2 separate regions of the Homo sapiens genome follow, and region 1 is linked to region 2. A link is a loop called in an ENCODE intact Hi-C map of the cell type or tissue named here. Cell type or tissue: endothelial cell of umbilical vein. All regions are shown on one strand. Each heading gives the region's core, and the rest is flanking DNA. Links, peaks and the distances in the headings are about the cores only. Region 1 overlaps PDZRN4 (PDZ domain containing ring finger 4). Region 2 has its middle 32 kb from the start of LINC02400.

Region 1 (2,925 bases), core at 179-2,678, 310 kb after region 2:
TCCCCCCTTTTCTTACTCTGATTTTTTTTTCTCTATTTTCATCATTCACATTCCCATTTGGTCAATCTGCCTCCTTCCCTCTCTGCCATTGCTTGCACTTTCCCAGCTGCTACCTTCTCATATTATTGCTATTTCTCTTGCAATCTTCAGGTAGACTGTCCACAGAAATCATAAACCCTCATTCACTGGGTTCTTACTCTGTGCCCAGCATGATGCATTATATAGAATCTTGTTTGATTCCACTTTTGCAATAACTCCCTTATGTTGGGCATTATTACTTCGCCTATTTTTTGCATGACAGAGATGAAGTTTACATATCTTGGTTTATGTTATATAAAAGCAATGAGGTTTGAACCCCAGTTAGGCTGGCTCCATACACAAGATAACACCAAGTTACATTGTTTCCTGTGTTTTTGTATCCCCAACTCAATTCAAAAAGTATCTCAAACATTGGATTTAACAAAACGGGACTCCCATATTTATTTTTTTCAGTGTTAGATTTAAACTGCCCTCAATATTTTAATGTCTTTTACAATTTCTCTGTCCAGTGGTCATCCAGCCTGTACACAAAAACTCCTAGCAACAAAGGGCTGAAATAATGTTTTTAAAAAATATGTAGAACTATGCTATAACATAGGTCCATGATAATCTATTATTCCGCCTTACATAAAACTGGAAACTATTGATTGTGATTTTTCACATAATAATATTGAAAAGCTACTGTCACCTTTCCATTTTTTCTTCTTTCCTAAACAGTATGTTGTCTTAGTCTATCTCAGTAAGTGTTAAATTTTTTAACTAATTTAACAGCATACCTTTAGGTGTATTTCTGGTTAAATTGTTTTTTGAGACTAAGTTGTAGCAAAGACACATACAGGAAATGGTAAACTGTCTTGCCTTTATTTCTATTTCAAAACAAACACAAATAGTAAATTAAGGACCAATAAATGATTTCTGGATTTTAATCATGTCAGAGAACAAGAATGACTCATCGTTTATTTATTTAAAATAGTTTGCTATAATTATCATAGATTTTTAAATCCAAAATGCTGATTCAATTATATTCCAGGTAATAAGCTATTTTTGTTTTCTTTTTTCCATATAACCTCATATAGAAATAAAACAGAGCAGGACTCGGAAGAGAGAGAGGGAGAGAAAGAAAGAAAAAGAGAGAGGAAGAGAGAGAAAGAGAGAAAGATTATGAGCAATTCTAGATTTCAGTGGTTAATAGTGGTCTCAGATATGTGACAGTAAGAATAGCAACACCTCCGGTGAGTCCTGGCATGCTGGGAATTTCCTGACTTGTCATTTCCGTACCGGAATTGAAACACAGGAATAGCTAGTCTCTAAATTCTAGTCATCTCAGGATAGGTATAGGGGTACACAGTGTCTGACTTGCCTTGCACCAAATACAGAATAATGCATTTTGCCTGCCCAGGGATAGCCTTCTTCTTGTTCGCTCAATGACCTCCTCTGCCACAGTGCCTGAAAGTCCTCCCTTTCCCTCTACTTTATCCCTCAATTAGAAAACAAACAAGCACATCTTTTCTGGAAATACAACACATAGTATTAGCATTTACTGCAACTTACTGTAGATGTGTTTGTCAGATCAACTAATATCAGAACTCTGGTACTCAGAAACCTGGGTCCAGAGCAAGTATGTTTTTTCCCTGAGGAGGCTGAGGTTGGAGAAAAGTGGCAGATTGTGAGGCATGGGATGGATGATTAGGGAGTCAGACCCAGGAAACATGGTAAGGACCAGCCTTGGACAGCCAGAGGGAGGTTACAATCTAAAAGACGCAAGTCACTTTGTTGTCAGGATTGTAGGCAACCCTGACCTACTACCTGATATTCTTTGGTGTCTGATGTCCTGTAATGAGGGAAAACGTCAACATGCCCACAAAGACTATTAGGACAAGAAGCTTCATCTGTGGGTTAAGGAGACAGAATCATAAGGGTTACGTAAATAGCCCAAAGATACACTGTTAAGTTTACAGCAAATCTGGGCAACAGAAATCTATCTGGTCTTTGGACTCCTTGGTTTGGTCAGGGTTATATGAGGTGAGATGGAAATATAGAAAACAATGTTTCTAATAACTGACATTAATAAAGCACGTACTATTCACAAGTGTTAAATATCCTGTATGCATTCAGCATTTAGTAAGTGAAAAACCTCATTGTGGTGGGATGCTCCTATTACGTTTTTGGGGCAGGTGAGAAACAGATGCAGTGATTTTAAGTGACTTACCTAAACTCACATAGCTAGCTCAGGAACAGTCAGGATTTGAACAAAAACTCTTAGTGACTTTACTAACATGCCAAAAGGCACTAAGGTTAACAATATCAAGTTAGTTGGTTGGTTGCAGTAAGAAGAAGCCAACACATAAATAATGTTTTCAATCCTGCAATTTTGAGAAAGGTAGGTTTCAAGTTCAAAAATTCACATAGATTTACTTTGATCTCTTATGATTATTTGAGTATTTACAAATATCTTTTCTCAATTTCACCTTGTCCCTCAACTTGTGAGGAAAAATCCTCCCTCAATTTTGCTATAGGACACTAATAAGTTCTCTGTGTGATAGAGATCATTATTCTCTTTCATTTAAAAACAAGTTGATAAACTTTATTAGAGTATCTAACAAAAAGGAGGAGTAGAATCTTACACACAAACTCGAGATATTTTCATCTATTTAGGTATTTGAAAAATGTATGATTTTTTTCAGAATGGAATCCAGGTTAAATTTAACAAAGGTAAAAGATGAGCACAACAAATTTAGATTAAAAGAATGTAAGTTCACATGTCAGATGAAGAGGGCTCTTTTCTCATAAATGCAATGTGTGTACTACTGGACTATGCATTGAGCCAAAGAGAATTTCTACTTGATTGGTTGTTTATTTCTTTCCTTTTCAAGGCCACATTGGAGC
Region 2 (2,925 bases), core at 248-2,747:
TCTGTATAAAACTAGTTTTCTTAGAATTAGAAAATAGACAACCTTAATAGGAAGCCTGTCTTGTGGAAATATGTAGAAACATATGATTTAAGGGTATGGTATAATTGCTGATGCTATCTTTCTATATTTCTTTCCTCACAACCTCAAACCCAGAATCCTCACTCCCATTTTACTGGCGAACCTTGACTTATAACAAATGAGTTGTAATCATTTGGATGGCTTTGTTGTGAAATTTGAAAGCATATTGAATGATTCAGACATCATAAGCTAATTATCTGCAATTGTTAGGCTGAATATAGAGGGATAGTCATTTATCTGGTTTCTGCTATTTATGTGTTTCTGTTATTTGGCTTGCCATCTGGCCAAACAATAACGTGTTGGGAAGTTAGAAAGTATGTAGAGGTTGAGTCCTTTGGTACCAAACTCAGCCTAGTGCCGTGTGCTTCAGGCTTTCTTATAGGACTGTTCTTAATTCAAGTTTCAACTCTGCTTGCTGTTGTTGTCTGTGTATCTTGCAATTTGTTTTTATTAAGCTATCCAGAGTTGGCTTTTGTTATATGCTAACAAATGAACAGTAACAAATACAATGTGTTTAGATGAAAAACATGAACATTGCGGGTATGAGAAATAAGAACCTAGAGCTGTGCTTTCCAGTAGAAGTATGATGCAAACCATAGATGCAACTTTAAAATTTTTAGTAGCCACTTTCAAAAAGTTAAAAAAGGTGAAATTAACTTCAGTAATACCTTTAATTCAACATGCTATATTCAGAATGGTATCATTTCAACATAAAATTCTTGTAAAAAATTGAGGTGTTTACATTCTTTTTTATTCATAGCCTATCTTTTTGTATGGTAACATTTCATCAGAGATAATTGCTATCTACGTAGATTTCATAAAACTTACAGTTAAAAAAGTAGATTCACTTACTTACGTTGTTCCAAACACACTAAAAAGTTTTTCAATAACCAAAACGATTATCGACAAATAATTTACATTCAGTCTTTTGCTCAGGCTAGCCATGTTTTAAAGGCTGCCCAATTGGACACTGCAGGTCTAATCCTCACCTCTAGTTGATCATCAAATGGAAGATTCAGACCTCTCTACAGACCCAGGTTTCCTTTACTTTCTCAACACCCCACCGTTCCCTCCTCTAAACCATCACCTTCCACCATGCTTTACTGTCAGGATCCAGCCTGGAAAGTGGAGCACCTTATGTGGTACGAGGAATTGCCGACAGTCAGGATTTCATATAGAAAATACATTACACAGCTGTTAGTGGGCTCAAAGAGCATAAAGGCAAAACTGAGATAATAATAAAAAATAGCTACCACCCTTGGAACTGAGGAAAACTAAAGGAATCGCCCCAAATTAGGAGCTGGGAATGCAAGCCCCATCCAGTGGGTATTCAGGTTTCTGATGAGCCGCCGGACCCAGGCTGCCAAGGCTGGTCTGAGAGTGGCTGAGAAGCTGGCTGTAGTCACATGCTGATGCTAGACCCACAGCCCCTGCTCGAGTGACTCTGACAGGAACATGTTGGAATAATAGGAAAGAAGTCCTTTTTATCTCCTCCTGCCTTCTGGTTTCATTTTTGCTCCTTACATCATCTGGGCTTAATAGGAAGCCAGTAGGCAGAGCTCTGGCCTGGGCTTCATAGAGCAAAGGGTAGAAGCATGAACTTAGAGCTGAGAAAAAACAGGTAAATAGCTGGCATAGACATCCCTGGAAACTCTCACCCCTCCACTGCAGGAGCAGCCCTTAACTTGCATGGCTAACTCAGTTCCAGCAGAGGGCCCTGGCTGCGGTCTTCCCACTGCTTTGACAGTACCCAGTTAGAGCCCTTTAGGAAGAAGGCCTTCCTGGATGTATTGGAGTTTTGAGAATAGATCTCATTGTCTAGGTCGAGACTAACATAAGTCAAGAGTTCAGCTCAAACGAACCGGGCTGGTATTGATAAGTGTTTGGGCCCCGGTGAGGGAATATTTTTGTTAAGCTGATTCACGTATGACCAATTCCATTTTTAAGGGCAGCTTTATTTTTGCAAATGGTTAGTACCTGGAGCCTAACTATGTTTCATAGTCTATCCGGATTTTGCTGTACAGTCCCACAAATGGGCACGAAGGGGATTTTCAGTCTTCATCGTATCCCTTCTATGGGAGGAGGGAATCACCTTTCTTTCTCTTCAAAAATGACTTTTAAAACACTCGGGTCTTTACCACTGAAGCTTATGACAGCGCAGAGCACTCTAAAGAGATTTGCAATGTAGCTCTCATTCTTGAAGGTAAGACTCTAGAGTAGCTGTGCTGCTTTTCTGAGAGGGAGATAGATGGAGGGGGAGATGCTCTGATGAGGCTACAGCAACTAGGGGCAGTCCAATGGATGAGCAAATTACGATGAAGCACTAGTTCCAGGCCTCGACTCCAATGCTCCATTTCCCCATTCACATTCAAAGGCAAGTGGGATTATTTTTGTAAGAAAGATATATTTGTAGACTTAATGCTGCATATGTTTGAACTCTTTCCAAAATGATGTATTCATCAACGCTTAAAACATTTTGAAAGCTCTGTGTAATGGGAGGCCGCATTAGCCATTTCCTGGCAATGCAACATGTTTGTGTTTGGGTTACAGTTCAGTTCTTGGCTTCCTCATCACACAGCAGTTGGAATGAGTCTTTGAATTAGCATGAAATGACACGGTTTATTTTGTTTAGTCGATTTGGTCTTTACAAAGCTGGTGCTCATTGCTCCTGAGCCTGTTGTGAGCATTCGACTCTGATAGGCTGGAGGGGAAGAAAGGAGAAATCCTGACGATAGTTTTGACTCTGGGTTTCTCATTAAAAAGGAAAACAACCAATTCCCCTGCCACCCTCTGTTCCTGCCACAAAACAAAAATCAAGCCATGGCAAGAATCTATACAGAAGAATAA

The links. Peaks named below come from ENCODE experiments on the same cell type or tissue, not always from the same donor. Only the 100,000 strongest peaks of a DNase experiment are listed, where the experiment ranks them.
Region 1: it touches region 2 in a loop (14-fold over the local background); 1 of 110 quality-filtered maps calls a loop at or near these places.

What each region holds. Positions count from the first base shown.
Region 1 is chr12:41,483,783-41,486,707 of GRCh38, reverse strand. The region is part of intron 3 of PDZRN4 (PDZ domain containing ring finger 4); the gene reads right to left. Among named protein-coding and RNA genes, the nearest start is that of PDZRN4-AS1, 73 kb to the right of the region's middle. In endothelial cell of umbilical vein, for the core only: no CTCF peak of the experiment used is centred there; a DNase peak (open chromatin) is centred at 1,327; H3K27ac peaks cover 1,848 bases.
Region 2 is chr12:41,794,976-41,797,900 of GRCh38, reverse strand. No RefSeq gene overlaps it. Among named protein-coding and RNA genes, the nearest start is that of LINC02400, 32 kb to the right of the region's middle. In endothelial cell of umbilical vein, for the core only: a CTCF peak has its summit at 1,759 (motif pointing right); a DNase peak (open chromatin) is centred at 2,610; H3K27ac peaks cover 592 bases.